2 separate regions of the Homo sapiens genome follow, and region 1 is linked to region 2. Evidence: read pairs that join two places in POLR2A ChIA-PET (ENCODE). Cell type or tissue: MCF 10A. All regions are shown on one strand.

Region 1 (8,000 bases), 720 kb after region 2:
CTAGACACAACCCTTTCTGTTTAAATACCTGGCAAAATGGTTTGGATTTCTGGATGCATTTCATGCCGCTGGAGAGTTACTTGTCTGTGTCTTGTGAGCTCTTTGACGAAACAGCTTTTCCGGTGTTGCATCAAGATAGTTACGGTGCCTCCTATTTATTTAATTGAATAAACTATGTGATTGCATTTTAGTGTTGCTTTTTTCATTCTCACCTTCTCTTGATTAGGATCTCTATTTCACCTAATACCTGATTTCGTATTTTCAATTAAATGTAGTTTTTCTAACATTTTATAGGAATCTCTGCAATTGTAGAAACAAATTCTGTAATTTGTAAATGGATGTTTCCTCAAAGTTACAACTGACCTTACCCAATTAAGTTACCCCTGCAGACTAGTTTCTTGATCATTTTGCACATATTCTTAGTTCTTTTTGGTTTACATTTTCTCTAAACTCTATTCCTAGTCTTCATATTCTCTAGTGCAGCCTAATACTGCTGGGCTTAGACCGGAAGTATGACAGATCCACTTCTGCAAACGGAACTTGAACTAGATTATCATAAGTCAGTGCTATTATGGTCTTCAGGCATTACAAGCCCTTTGAAGCTAAGTGCGGCCAAATCAGGCATTACAGGCTTCTTCTGTATAAAATTGCCAGTGCACTGGAGACGGTGTGCTGTATTAGAAACAGTTCCGGACTAGATATGGGGACCAGGATGTAGTGTCATTGCCTCATATATAAGATAAAATGATGATAACACAAGTGTCATGCATCCCAAAGTTGCTGGTTGGAACATGAGATGATGGATGTAAAAGTGGTTAGTAAATGTGAAAAGCACTCTGGAAAAGTTCTGTTCATTCTATCTGGAGTAATGCTGGTAGAAGGAACAATAGGGAGGAAGGTGTCAGAGAAAGTATATGTAACCAGATCTAGTAAGTTACCGGGCTGATAGATTGAAAGATGTCTTGTTACTTTGGGTGGCCAAGGTGGGCGGATCACCTGAGGTCAGGAGCAAAAAATGATAAAGCAATGAGATGAGACAAACCTGGCCAACGTTATGAAACCCCATCTCTACTAAAAATACAAAAATTAGCCAGGCATGGTCGCTCGTGCCTGCAATCCCAGCTACTCGGGAGACTGAGGCACAAGAATCACTTGAACCTGGGAGGTGGAGGTTGTAGCGAGCCGAGATTGCAGCACTGCACTCCAGCCTGGGCGACAGAGTGAGACTCCGTCTCAAAAAAAAAAAAAAAAAGGATGAAAAGATGTCATGTTACATCCTATGAAGTAAGTTTACATCCTATAAAGCAGAATACTAGTATAATGTGGTGATAGTAATATTCCACGATTATAGTTTTATATTGCAACTAATATTTCTAACTACAACAAACTGAGACATCAGTTAGTAGATTATCTTTTTAAAGATCTCAGCATTTTCAAGTGTGTTCCGCATAGTGACAATAAATGTAACTTTTGTAGGTGGCACAGTCATCTTTTGATTTATTTTCACAATTTCGAGAGAACTCAGCACCATTCTAGTTTTTCCTCTAAATTTTGTGTTAACATTTATTTTATTTTATTTAGCTTTTTTGAGATGCAGTCTCGCTCTGTCACCCAGGCTGGAATGCAATGGCGCAATCTCGGCTCACTGCAACCTCTGCCTCCCAGGTTCAAGCGATTCTCCTGCCTCAGCCTCCCTGATCGCTTGGATTACAGGCCAGTGCCACCACTCCTGGCTAATTTTTGTATTTTTGGTAGAGATGGGGTTTCACCATGTTGGCCAGGCTGGTCTTGAACTCCTGACGTCAGGTGATCCGTCCGCCTCAGCCTCCCAAAGTGTTGGGATTACAGGTGTGAGCCACCATGCCCGGCTTGTGTTAACATTTCTGATAGAGCAGTTCATTTCATTGTTTGAAAACTACCCTCATGGGAGCAATGACAAGCACATGTCTAGGATTTTTTCAAGCATGTTTGGTGATCTCCTAAACATACAGGCTGTTGGTTAAAAAGTGAACATAAATGTTTAGAATGAAACCTTTTTGTTTAAATGGGGAAGTGAAAGGCTTGCCCGGGCGTTTCCATCTGCCTACTGTAATTGATTTCCGCATAAACGGTCATTACTGGCACCTATTGCAGCACCAGTATTAAACTGCATATAGTAAAATCACTGTGTAAAATTGTGTTATAATCTAAACAGTTCTAATGCGATCTTAAAAAAAATTGTAGAGACAGATCTCACTGTGTTGCCCAAGCTAGGCTTGAACTTCTGGGCTTAAACCATCTTCCCACCTTGTCCTCCAAAGGTGTTAGGATTACAGGAGTGAGCCACTGAGCCTGGCCTAAATGTGATCTTAACATTTAATTTTTGCTTATGTTGCTAAACTGCCTGGGGAAAGCTGCTTCATCCTGGTTGGATTTACCAGTACTCCTCCCCCTTGAAGCTATGTCAGAAGGAATCAATTATCTCTTTGATTTTTAACCTAAGGTCAACAACTGTTTTGAATTTATCTTTATGACTGCAACAAGTAAGTGGCATAAGGATGTGCCACCACTACCAAGAGTCAATCTATTGAGAAATCAAGTTATTCCTGTGCCAACAGGTTATTTTAACAAATATCATCTTAAAGTGTTATTTCCCATTCTAATTTCCAAAAAAAAATACATGAACAAGAAATGGGAAGCAACAACAGTTAACTTGTGAGTCAGCAGTATCCTGATTTTCTTCGAAGAGGTTGTGGTTATATTAACTCCTTTCTTGTTTGTTTCCTGTTCTTAACAGCTGTTTGATGATAAAGTGCTTCCAAGAAACAGTACTCCCTCAATTGTTTAAATTGTTTTGATCTACCTAGTGTACTTTTCCCCTAAAATTCATGATGAAATGGTAGAGTAAATCTATCTATATCTCTCTCCCCAAGTTCTGTTTAACTAGATAATTGATTATCCTCAAACTAAATATCCATGTCTATGTGCTGAGGTATTAACACATGATTCAATATGATATTAAGGTAAAAATGGAATAAATAGGCTGAGATAGCTGAAAGACTTGGGCTGCCTGTGTTTCGAGGAGCTATTTAGTTTTTGTTGTTGTTTGTTTTGTTTTGTTTTTTGAGACAGAGTCTCCCTTTGTCACCCAGGCTGTAGTGCAGTGGTGCAATCTCAGCTCACTGCAACCTTCACCTCTGGGGTTCCAGCGATTCTCCTGCCTTAGCCTCCATAGTAGCTGGGATTACAGGCAGGCGCCACCACGCCTGGCTGATTTTTTGTATTTTTTGTGGAAACGGGGTATCACCATCTTGGTCAGGCTGGTCTCAAACTCCTGACCTCAGGTGATCCGCCCACCTCAGCCTCCCAAAGTGCTGGGATTACAGGTGTGAGCCACCACGTCCGGCCTCAAGGAGCTGTTTTCACAGAGACAAACTTGTTCCATTGGTTAAGCAGCTGAAAGGAATGGATTGTCTTCTAGAATTTCCCAAGATAAACCTTTCCTCTTACCAGTGAGGAACAATTTTACAAATAGAAATTAATATTGCTGGTGTGTAGTTTCCCACAGAATATTTTTGTTACATTTTTATGGGGTAACACATGACAAATCCTATTCATGTAGTTTAATAAGCAAAATAAGCCTAAGAGATTGAGCAAAGGTTTGCTGACCAGTGTCCATACCCTACAGGTAAGTATTATTTACTTAATTTTTATAGGCCTGTTATGTGCTAGGCACCATGGTAGGTGTTGGGAATATATTGGGTACAACTTTCAGTTTCTGCTTTTATTTTTGAAATGCTAAATATTTTTCTGAGTATTTGAGATATTTGAAAAAGACACCCAGACAACATCCTGGTGTGTTTTTCAACACACAATAAAAAGGTACGACAAGATAATAGAAAGCTTTTCTGATTATTGAATTTAGGAAAATACATCATTCGCTTTAGAGTGAGTACCAAAGACTTAAGAAAAGTTAAACATTGGGAAATACAGTAAATTAAACATCTAGAAAAGACTTACCAGTTTTCAGCCTTTAGTCATAGCATGCTTTGGTCTCACTTGAGCATTGTAATTCTAGAGTAGTAAGTATTTTCACCATTTGGGCTTGTTGATTGTAATTGTGGGCTCCTTTCTACTATTTCTGTTCTAAACAGAGGGGATTGTTTGGTAAGGTAGGTGTCCCTCTTTTTGTTTATTTTTCCCTCCCAACAGAGAAAGTGCTAAATAAGTAAAGATTATTTTAAATGTTTTTCATTAACTTATAAAAACTGCCTAGATCATTGTTTTCCCAGAGAATTAAAAACCTTACTCCTATATGTAAATGACTTTTTCAAGCAAATAAGTTGGTGTGGAAAAGTCAGCATCTACCATTTTTTTTCTGTGGTAACAAGTGTATCATCAAACATTGAAACCTTTTGGGAATGTTTAAAACCTTCTCTTGAGGGTAAGTAAAAATTCAAACTGGGAAGAGAGTCTTCCAGCCTTGGCAGAGATACAAATTTAGTTTACCTTGTGAAATCTAACACTTCAGGATATTTCCATTGTAATTTTGTCATTACGGAACATAAGGCTTTTTTCTTTGTAACTTTGTGCATCTTTTGAATGTTGACGTAGCAGATAAGATAGCTATAGGACATGACCACATTTTTCTTTTAGAAGACTGGTTGATGTGAATGGCTGACATAATTGATTTTATTTAATAAATATCTTTTAAAGTCACAGATAGTATTGTTTTAAAAATCAAATGGTATAGACGGACTTACTATGAAAAGCATTAGTCATTTTCTGCATTTCACCCTCTTTCCTCTGCTACTGGTTTTGCTCTGTCACCCAGACTGGAGTGCAATGGTGTGACCTCGGCTCGCTGCAACCTCCACCTCCCAGGTTCAAGCGATTCTCCTGCCTCAGCCTCCCAAGTAGCTGGGATTACAGGCGCCTGCCACCACATCCGGCTAATGTTTTTGTATTTTTAGTAGAGACTGGGTTTCACCGTGTTGGCCAGGCTGGTTTTGAACTCCTGACCTCAAGTGATCCGCCCACCTCGGCCTCCCAAAGTGCTAGGATTACAGGCGTGAGCCACCGCGCCCGGCCTAGTGTCAACGACTTTTAACTTTATTTTTAGTACTGCTAGTGATGCTCCGTATCTCTTAAATATGTTACTGCAAAAAGAAAAGAAAAGAACAGAAATATGTTACTGCTGTTTGTTGAATAACTTTAGACATCTATTGACTTGAATGTAAATGAACTAAATACTCGTGTATACCTCTTTCCTTCTATAGTTTTCACTGTTTTGTTGCATTGTTAACCAGTTGATCTTTACCTTACCTCAACTTCTATTTCTTACTCCATCACCAGAGGGAGTATCTCTAGATTTCTTACTTTTAAAATGAGGATATTGGACTCACGTGATTCCTTGGAAAAACTAAAACTAAAGTTCATGGCATATGTTAAAATACGTAGTTGCATAAAAGGGCATTCACCAAGTTCAGTGTTTGAAAACATATGCCGAGCTATATGAGAAGGGCATAGTATAGATATGAAACAAATCAAAAGATTGCATAATTCATTTACGGGACAAGTTATTGAATAGACTTCTTTAAGTGGCTCAGGAATTGTGGCATCAAACTATTGAGAAGGAAATATGAAAGACAGCACACCACCTGACTCTGCTGAATCATGAGTTTAAATATTATTGATTTACTATTATTTACGGTCTAGAATCAACCTCTATCCAAGGGACAGAAAATTTAATTATGAGTCTGTAATAAAGAACATTTTTATTTCTTACCCCACTTCAAATTTTTTAATATAATCCATAGTATGAAATATATTTTCAATCATAACCTGAGATACTATACATGCAACTGAAAACAAGTATTTTCACTGAACAGTATCCTTACTATAAACAGTATTTAACTTTCCCAGAATATATGTAGTCTGAGTATTCTCTTTTCTTTAAAAAAAAAAAAAAATTGCAACCCTGTAAATGAATTTCATGACCAGACCATTGTACTAAACATCAAGTATGAACTAATATATAAGATTATTACGCCTTTTCAGTGGATAAAAAGTAAAGTGGAAATTAAGTTATACATTTTTCTCTCTTCATAGGACATTGGCTCCCTGGATTATCAAGAGTTTGTAGTTGACATTGAATCCAGGCTGAGGATGGAAGGTGTGGAACTTAAAGAAGAATGGCAAGATGAAGATTTTCCGATGTGAGCAATGCTTTTAAAAGAAAACAATTTTAGAGCAAAAGTTCAAAATTTCTTTATCGAGATGTTACTTTTTTTTTTTTTGAGACGGAGTCTTGCTCTGTTGCCCAGGCTGGAGTGCAGTGGCGCGATCTCAGCTCACTGCAACCTCCGCCTCCTGGATTCAAGCAATTCTTCTGCCTCCACCTCCCAGGTAGCTGGGACTATAGGTGTGCGCCACCACGCCTGGCTAATTTTTGTATTTTTAATAGAGACGGTGTTTCACCATATTGGCCAGGCTGGTCTCAAACTCCTGACCTCGTGATCTGCCTGCCTTGGCCTCCCAAAGTGCTGGGATTACAGGTGTGAGCCACTGCACAGCTGAGATGTCACTGAGAAACTCAGTAATACAAGGCGATCATTTGATACTAGGAAGTAAAGTTTCTTCGGAACAGTTAGATTGATTCTCTTGTATCTTACTTTCCAACCAAGTATATATATAATCTTCTATAATCTTTCATTTTTGTTTTGGTCACTTAAGTTTGCAAATTTTTGCTTTTATAATAAAGTGTTTTAGTGTGGTTTGTTTGTTTTGTTTTGTTTTTGTTTTCATTTAAACAAGATCTGAGGGATTCCTCAGAGAAGGAGGTCTTTAGTTGTCTTTAAAATGTTTCTTTAATTTTGTGGCCAGGTGCGGTGGCTCACGCCTGTAACCCCAGCACTTTGGGAGGCCGAGATAGGCAGATCACTTGAGGCCAGGAGTTTGAGACCAACGTGGCCAACATGGTGAAACCCCGTCTCTACTAAAAATACAAAAAATTAGCCAGGCTTGGCGCTCGCCTGTAGTCCCAGCTGCTTAGGAGGCAGAGGCACAAGAATCACCTGAACCCAGGAGGCAGGGGTTGCCGTGAGCCAAGGTCGCGCTGCTGCACTCCAGCTTGGGCGACCGAGCAAGGCTCTATCTCAAAAAAAAAAAAAAAAATTTGTGGGTTCCCCCCCACCAAAAAAAAAAAAACCTTACTAAGTAAATTAATAAGGATTTTCTAGCTTATCTGGCCAGCCACCTTGACATGTTTGCATTTGTATTTACAATTATATTGGCACCAGGTAGGCTAATGAAAAAGAGAGCAAAGGCAGACCTTAAGTTTAAATAGTGCTTCCGTGCCGTACTTGTCAGAAGACATCCTAGTGCATAATCAGGTGCCTTAGCAGTTGGATAGCTTAGCAGTTGGACAGCTGATCGGAGACCTGAGTCACTGTTGCATATGGTGGTGATAGTAAATATAGGAATGCTGATCTCAGAAGAATTGAACCATTGTTACTGTAGTCTCGTGAGTAAAAATTGAGCTTCATACATTGCATCATACATCACATTATATTTGTGCATTTCAGTCATATTTGTTTAAAATTGTTACATGTTTTATAATTGTATAAGAGCTGTTGCATAAGGAATTTATATCTACTTTTATGTGTTACTTATATATAATAAGTGTATAAGTCAGCTCTGACAGTCAGAATTTTTACTTTGAAAGTGTAGCCAGGCATAGCACGTCACGCCTATAATCCTAGTGCTTTGGGAGGCCGAGGCAGAAGGATTGCTTGAGACCAGCCTGGGCAACATAGCAATATCCGGTCTCTACCAAAAAAACTTTTAAAATTAGCTGGGCATGTTGGTGTGCCACTGTAGTCCTAGCTACTCAGAAGGCTGAGACTTTATCTTAAACACTGCTAGGCTGGGCACAGTGGCTCATGCCTGTAATCCCAACACTTAGGGAGGTCAATGCACGAGAATCGTTTGAGCCCAAAAGTTCAAGGCCAGCCTGGGTA
Region 2 (8,000 bases):
CACCCAGGCTGGAGCGCACTGGCGTGATCTCGGCTCACTGCAAGCACCGCCTCCCAGGTTCACGCCATTCTCCTGCCTCAGCCTCCCTAGTAGCTGGGACTACAGGCACCCGCCACCATGACCAGCTAATTTCTTTGTATTTTTTTTGGTAGAGACAGGGTTTCACTGTGTTAGCCAGGATGGTCTCGATCTCCTGACCTTGTGATCCACCCGCCTAGCCCTCCCAAAGTGCTGGGATTACAGGCATGAACCACCACGCCTGGCCGGATAACTCTTTAAATGCTACTTTTTGTCTAGCTGGTCTTTCTCCTAACCTTTTTAAAGTCGAACCAGGTACAGTGGCTCTGGCCAGGAGTGGCTCATGCCTATAACCCCAACATGTTGGGAGACTGAGGCAGGAGGATCACTTGAGCAAAAGTTCAAGACCAGCCTGAGCAACAGGGAGACCCTGGCTTTACAAAAACAAATTTTTAATTATTCATGAAGGATCATTTGAGCCCAGAAGTTCGAGACCAGTTTAGGCAACATAGTGAGACCCCCCATCTCTAATAAAAATTAAAATTAAAAAAAAAAAGATGTTGGGCTGGGGTTGGTGGCTCACGCCTGTAATCCCAGCACTTTGGGAGGCCAAGGTGGGCAGATCACTTAAGGCCAGGAGCTCGAGACCAGCCTGTAGAGATGGTGAAACCCCATCTCTACAAAAAATACAAAAAATTAGCTGGGCATGGTGGCACGTGCCTGTAATCCCAGCTACTCAGGAGGCTGAGGCAGGAGAATTGCTTGAACCCGGGAGACAGAGGTTGCAGTGAGCTGAGATGGCGCCACTGCACTCCAGCCTGGGCAACAGAGTGTGACTCTGTCTCAAAAAAAAAAAAAAAAAAAAAAAAAAAGGCCAGGCTCGGTGGCTTACACCTGTAATCCCAGCACTTTGGGAGGCTGAGTTGGGCAGATCACCTGAGGTTGGGAGTTCGAGACCAGCTTGACCAACATGGAGAAACCCCATCTCTACTAAAAATACAAAATTAGCTGGGCGTGGTGGTGGGCTACTTAGGAGGCTGAGGCAGGAGAATCGCTTGAATGAATCCAGGAAGCTGAGGTTGTGGTGAGCTGAGATCATGCCATTGTACTCCAGCCTGGGCAACAAGAGCGAAACTCTGTCTTAAAAAAAAAAAAAAAAAAAAGATGCTGCAGCCTTGAAAGAGAAAATTGGGCTTAAACGTTAAAACAAACCCAGCGCAGTGGCTCACGCCTGTTATCCCAACACCTTGGGAGGCCAAGGCGGGTGGATCACTTAAGGTTAGGAGTTTGAGACCAGCCATAGCCAACATGGTGAAACCTCATCTCTACTCAAAATACAAAAATTAGCCAGCCATGGTGGCGGGCACTTGTAATCCCAGCAACTTGGAAGGCTGAGGCAGGAGAATTGTTTGAACCCGGGAGGCAGAGGTTACAGTGAGCTGAGATCACGCCACTGCACTCCAACCTGGGCAACGGAGTGAGACTCCATCTCAAAAAACACGAAAAACACCAAAAAAAAAAAAAAAACAGTTAAAACAAAATGGTAATATGGAGACCTGTACTGTCAGCCCATGTGGGTCCCAGGCCATTCTCCCCTACCTCTCTGCCATTCCTTTTTAATTAGATATTAAGGGTATAAGGGCTTCATGTTTTTTTTAACAAAACAGGGCAGATAATTTTATAATATACATAATTTATTAGTAGACTAACAGAAGCAATGTTGACTATTCCAAGATATGATTTCTGTTTATGAAGGAAGAGTAGCTGCAGCCCTAGGAGAGGGGTCAACATCTTTGAGGACTGGCTTGGGTGAGTGGCAGATGCAGATGTCTCAGGTCCAACCCTGCATCCACTAACTCTGTACCTTCCTTTTTTTTTTTTTTTTTTTTTTTTGAGACGGCGTCTTGCTCTGTTGCCCAGGCTGGAGTGCAATGGCGTGATCTCAGCTCACTGCAACCTCCGCCTCCCGGGTTCAAGCTATTCTCCTGCCTCAGCCCCCCTAGTAGCTGGGACTACAGCCCCCGCCACCACTCCCAGCTAATTTTTATACTTTTAATAGAGATGGGGTTTCACCATGTTGGTCAGGATGGTCTCGATCTCTTGACCTTGTGATCCACCCGCCTCGGCCTCCCAAAGTGCTGGGATTACAGGCGTGAGCCACCGCGCCCGGCCTGTCTGTACCTTCTTAACTCTTTTGTTGTCTGGGTTCATGTTTCAGCTTGTTCCAGTTATCCAGAATGCCCACAAGAATACCACAGGTTTTGGAAGAGAAAGGGGATGGCAGATGTTAGCCTGTTCCTGTGGAGACTTACATAGGGCTGATGTCATTCATTGGAAACCACATCACACTTAGCTATTCCCTTGCTTGTGGGAATACTGGATTTTTAAACTCTTTTTTGCTGTATAAGTACATTATTCATGTTATCATTGAATATTCCATTTCAGTTCACTACATTTTTGAACATTTTTACCCTCACCAAATTATTACTTTTAAATAATATCACATGATTTTGAATATTGAGTATTTCAGGAAGTCCAAAATCTTGATTGGACTGATAGATATCCACTTCAGCCCTCATATCAGAATGATTAAATATTTTTTACAACCAGAAAATAAATCTTGCTGAGTTCACTGAACAGTGTTATCAAATGAGGGCCTGATCAAATCAGTATCCTCTTCTGCTACTATGTTTTCCCCTCTTAATCACCAGCCCTGGTCCAGAATGACTGCTAGCTCTTCCTCAAAACTCCTCTCAAGTGACCAGAATTTGCCTTCAGCTTTGAGGGAAATACTTAAGCAGAGGGTTTCCAAAACTATCTTCACAATGGTGGCATTAATCAAATACCTACCTTCTCTAATGACTAATTCTCTTCACCTGTTTTTATACTGGATGGTTTGTTTAAAAATAAACAGTCACACCTCTCTACATTGCCACTTCCTGCTGATAGAGAATACATTGGTTTATGTTACATTTCCTCTTTCATGGTTGTGCAATGGCTTCAACTAACTATGAGCAACTTTAATGCATTGGCCAAGATGGAATGGCTTACTTCCTTTCTCTAATGGTGAACTGTTCCTTGACAGAATTAGTCATTCTCTTATTGTATTCTCCTGGCACTTAGATTTCATATCTGATGCATTTGTCAAATTATCATTACATATTAACTTCCACTAGTCCTTAAGGTGGAGTTTGATGTTTCTTCCTATTATATGTGCTGTGTAGCCCTGCCTGGCTTGGCATTTAGTGGATACTCAATGTTTGTTAAATTGAATGACTCTTGGGGGTTCCTTGATTATTATAATCAGGTAGATACTGGCAGCTTTTTCAGATGGTCAAAACCAATTAGATTTCTTTTTATCTTTTTTTTTTTTTCTTCTTAGAGACAGGATCTTACTCTGTCATCCATGGGGGAGTGCAGTGGTGGGAATCATAGTTCACCGCAGCCTCAAACTCATAGGCTCAAGCTATCCTCCTGCTTCAGCCTCCTGAGTAGCTGGGACTACAGATGTGCACTGCCATACCCAACTAATTTTTTTTTTTTTTGTAACAATGGGATCTTGCCTTTTTGCCCAGGCTGGGCTCAAACTCCTGGCCTCAAGCAATTCTCCCACCTTGGCCTTCCAAAGTGTTGGGATTGCAGGCGTGAGCCACCACGTCCAGCCTGAAACAAGGTTTTTATCTCTACGATGCGTTCTTTTTTCTTTTTTACTGATTTCATAGAAAAATATTTATAAAACAATTGATAAACAGCCAAGTCCATGTAATTGATAATTACCAGAATAGGGAGTCCTCTTTAAAAATATGTCTTAGTTAGGAGTATTATAAGTTTGTTTCTTCATTATTTTACAATTCTAACAGTTTTTCCTTAGATTCCTTCCTTTTAAGCTGCAATATAACCTGAATACTGGAAGGGTTCTTCTTCCCCCTCCCTAGTTGCTTTAGCTGATGAATCATAGAAATCAGAGAAGGGGAAGACCAGTGAAGTCATCTGATTCATCTCCAAATCAGGGAGTGGAGCATTGGAATTTGGGGAAGACCAACCTCTCATTTTAAGAGAAAAGAGGTTTTTTTGGTTTTTTTGTTTGTTTGTTTTTCCAGCTTGAGCTGATTAGAGCAGCTTACCCATCTGTTTGCCTTTTGCTTCTAACACAATTCTGAGACCCCACCCTATTAGAAAGCAATCAGGCCTTCTTACCAAAAACCCCAGGAAAACCAGATGCCAAAATGTTAAGTAGTTGAACTAAAATTCTACTACCTGAGTAATAAAGTTGGTTTATGAATCTCTCAGTGATTGTTTTAACTGAGTCTTACAGAATTTGAGACTGTTTTAGCAGGGTCTTACAAATGTAAGAGCTAGCAAGGAATTTACAGATGATCTGGGCCAAAATATTCTGTTCTCCAGATGCTAAGAAACTAAAATTTATTTATGTATGTATTTTTATATTAACTGGCTCAGAAAGTAAAAACTAAAATTTAGATGTGAAAAAATGTCATTATGCTGTAGTCAGGAGTATAAACCTCTCCCTTCACTGCTCTCTGTATCACAATGTCACGGTATCCTCCCTCACAATGTTCTCTTCCACTGTCTTCTTCCTTTCCTCCTCCTTCTCCTTCCTATTCTTCTCTTTTTTGCATTGTTTGAAGAAATGGCAGAGATGATTTAGTATGCATGCCAGCGATTCATTCCAACCTCACCCAATCTCCCAGCATCATGGTCACAGAGGCAATGGATGCCACCCCAGCCCCAGCTGCAGCCTGTCCCCTCCCTCCTTGCTTCCCTCCTACTTGCATTTGTGTTCTTCCAGCCATAGAACTTGGCTTCCCCCTCTGTTTAAATTCTGCTCTTGTATTTCAGACTTTTTAACAGATCAGAGTGCCCTTGGCTTCTCCCTTGGTATCTAGCTTAGCTGTACTCCAACTTCTCATGTTCTCCCAAAGCAACCATATACCAGCTCTGGCCTCTTGGGTTACAAAACTGGGTTCCATTCTGCTTGCTGCTTGCCAACACTCCCTGAAGAGTGGGGAGGAATATTTGCACTCTATTGCTAGTGATAGCTTTAAGTGTGTCCTTAGTGTATATACCCATATTTAGTCACCTAAGTATGTTATCACAGGTTCACTTTATTAGAAACCTAAGTTCCTTTGCAACATATGGACATTTAACAGTTGCCTGTTATAATTATCTTAATGATATTCGACACAGCTTTATTTTACTTTAAAGTGATATTTCTCAATTGCAGCTATATGTTTAAATAATCTAGGAGCTAAATACATGCTGGGGCCCCACAATCCAAAGAGTCTGAATGAAAGCAACAACTTTATATGCATGTATTCAATTACACAGGGATACCCCTCCTAATTTGAACAAAAAAGGAATTCAGAGAAAGAAGGCCAATCATATTTGGTAAAAATGATCTATTGATCTACTTGTAAAAAGGTTTAATTTTATTATTCAAAGTACTTCCATTTAGAAATCCTATTGGGCCTTTTCAGTGAACAGATAAATCTTGTCTGTGTTTGGCAATATAGATGTGCATGTATATGATTAATGTGCTTAAATTATTACATTTGCATATTAAGGATCAAGTTTTTGAGCTAAAACAGAATTTGATAATTTTTTAGTCAAAGACCCTTATTTTCCAGGTGAGGAACAGGACCAGAGAGCTTAAGTGACATGTACAAGTACACCCAGTTTATATAGGAGCTAGGACCGGAGCCCAAGCCTCCTGAGTTCTATGATGAATATCAGAGTATCCAGTAATAGAGTCCACTCCAACAACGTCAGGTCTCTCAACATGGAGAGCATGTTATGAGCCCCACGCTGGGGTTACAAAGATGAACAAGGAGCTCCTAGTTTGATGGTGCAACCTGAAACATAAACAGTCATAGTACCAAGAGATAAAAGATGTAATACAAACAATACAAAGCTTATATGAACAAAGAAATGTGCTCTACCCTTCCCATAAACTTCATGCCACGAGTTATCTTATTTATTATATTAATTTGCTTAGCAAGCTTTTTTTCTTCATGCATTGTATGAAATATATAAGCATTGGCTCTGCCTAAGTTGTATTCTCATAGATTATAACTAGAAGAAACAAAATCACATGAGATGTTACAATATTGAGTGTTTTCTTTGTCAGCAGAGAGTGCTATGATGTCCATCTTTTCCTCTATTTATAGATTTTTAAATTATTGTTTTCTTAAATATACATGAAAAATACCATCAAAAAGATTCAAGTTTTCCCCAAAGCCTGGCATGACCTGTCATAATCTTAAGTGTAAGAAGACAGCCCTTCTTTTCGCTGGCTATATGTCTTTTTTTTTTCAACTCTTTTTAAAACTATAGAAGGTGTCTCTATTAACTGTTAACAAAAATCAAACAATGCAAACAAGCATATGTAGTAAAGGTGAACACTCTCCTGAACAAATACTTTTCCCAAAGCTGACCAATATCACTTTGGTGTACATACTTCCATATATTTACATATGTGCTTACATGAACCTACTTATGCAGACATATATGAATATACACATAAATGTGTGAATACACATAAATATTAACATAAATAGAATCAATTTAGTCATATTATTCTGTTTGACTTTTTTTTTTTTGGCTGTAAGTTTATTCAATGCAAAATAATCCTCTCCAATTTTACTGAGATGGCTGACCATGTCCACGACCAAATCTGCCTCTAAACTGGAATTCGGTTGCTGACCCACTCCCAGCATCGGCTTTCTTGTCAGCACCAGGGAGCACAGCATTCCATCTGTAGGTATCCCTGTTGGCTTCCCCTCTTGTGAGTCTTGCAGGTCACTCACCCTCCAGACCTTTAGGCCGAGGCCTGCCAGTCTCTGGACGGCTGTGGCATAGGGTGGCAGGCACAATCTCCGGGGGCAGATGAAGGTAATCACGGAGATGGTGGATACCCTCATTGGTAAGGTACCAGTAGAAATGTCTCCAGGCAAACTGTTCCTTCATGTAGCCTCGGGACTTGAGAGACTGCATGGCCTTCATGACATGAAGGTTGGGCACATTCTTGTCTGCCAACTCTGGCTGCTTAGGCGTGTAGACATCCTTCTTGGCCACCATGGCTCCCTCCTTAAAAAGGAGTTCATAAATGGCAATCCGGTTCTTCTTAGGCATCAACATTTCGGCGGCTGTAGCGTCTGGGGCCGGGGCTGGAAAAAAAGGAGACTTTTTTTTTTTTTTGAGACGGAGTTTTTCGCTCTTGTTGCCCAGGCTGGAGTGCAGTGGCGCAATCTCGGCTCACCGCAACCTCCGCCTCCCGGGTTCAAGCGATTCTCCTGCCTCAGTCTCCCAAGCAGTTAGGACAGTATTTTTCATGAAATAAAATATTTTGAGTGAATATGAAAACACACAAAAACATAGCTGCATTTTGAATGCTTTTATCTTTATTAAGGGTCTACTGAATGTATTTTGGGTGTTTTGAATTTTTTAACTTTGAAGACTAATTCCATTTTTTAACTTTGAAGACTAATTCAAAGTTAAAAAAAATTCAAAACACCCAAAATACTTTCAATAGACACTTAATGAAGATAAAAACATTCAAAATGCAGCTATGTTTTTGTGTGTTTTCATGTTCACTCAAAATATTTTATTTCATGAAAAATACTGTCCTATTTTGAATAGGCTCTATGGCTAAGAAATACGTATTGTATTGCAGAATTAGGGTTTTTTTTCTATTGATAACAGACACTTAGCAGCTAAATATTTGTATTTTCTACAAAATTAGATGGAAAAATGCTGTTGGAAGAAACAATAGGCTGATAGGGTTTGAAATATTCATTCTCTGACATGCCAATGTATAAATGCAGTAAAATGTGCTGAGTTAAGAATAAGATGCTTACACCTCAGGAAGCATCCCAATATTCCAGTGGGTTAATATAGGAATGATCTTGACAGAGTGGGCATCTGTAGCCAAATCAGTTTTCATAATGTTTTATACATCATATCGT

Evidence for each region. ChIA-PET counts read pairs that join two places held together with the same protein. Peaks named below come from ENCODE experiments on the same cell type or tissue, not always from the same donor. Only the 100,000 strongest peaks of a DNase experiment are listed, where the experiment ranks them.
Region 1: POLR2A ChIA-PET joins it to region 2 with 5 read pairs; 11 of 35 experiments call an interaction of 5 or more read pairs at or near these places.

Annotation. Positions count from the first base shown.
Region 1 is chr15:59,680,605-59,688,604 of GRCh38, reverse strand. It overlaps BNIP2 (BCL2 interacting protein 2), which reads left to right. Exons shown (of 10, transcript NM_004330.4): 2 at 6,091-6,197. The coding sequence starts at 6,148. Among named protein-coding and RNA genes, the nearest start is that of BNIP2, 4.7 kb to the left of the region's middle. In MCF 10A, no CTCF peak of the experiment used is centred here; a DNase peak (open chromatin) is centred at 84.
Region 2 is chr15:60,403,636-60,411,635 of GRCh38, reverse strand. It overlaps the pseudogene RPS10P22. Among named protein-coding and RNA genes, the nearest start is that of ANXA2, 9.6 kb to the right of the region's middle. RefSeq lists an enhancer at 3,399-4,598. In MCF 10A, no CTCF peak of the experiment used is centred here; DNase peaks (open chromatin) are centred at 2,265, 3,025 and 3,995.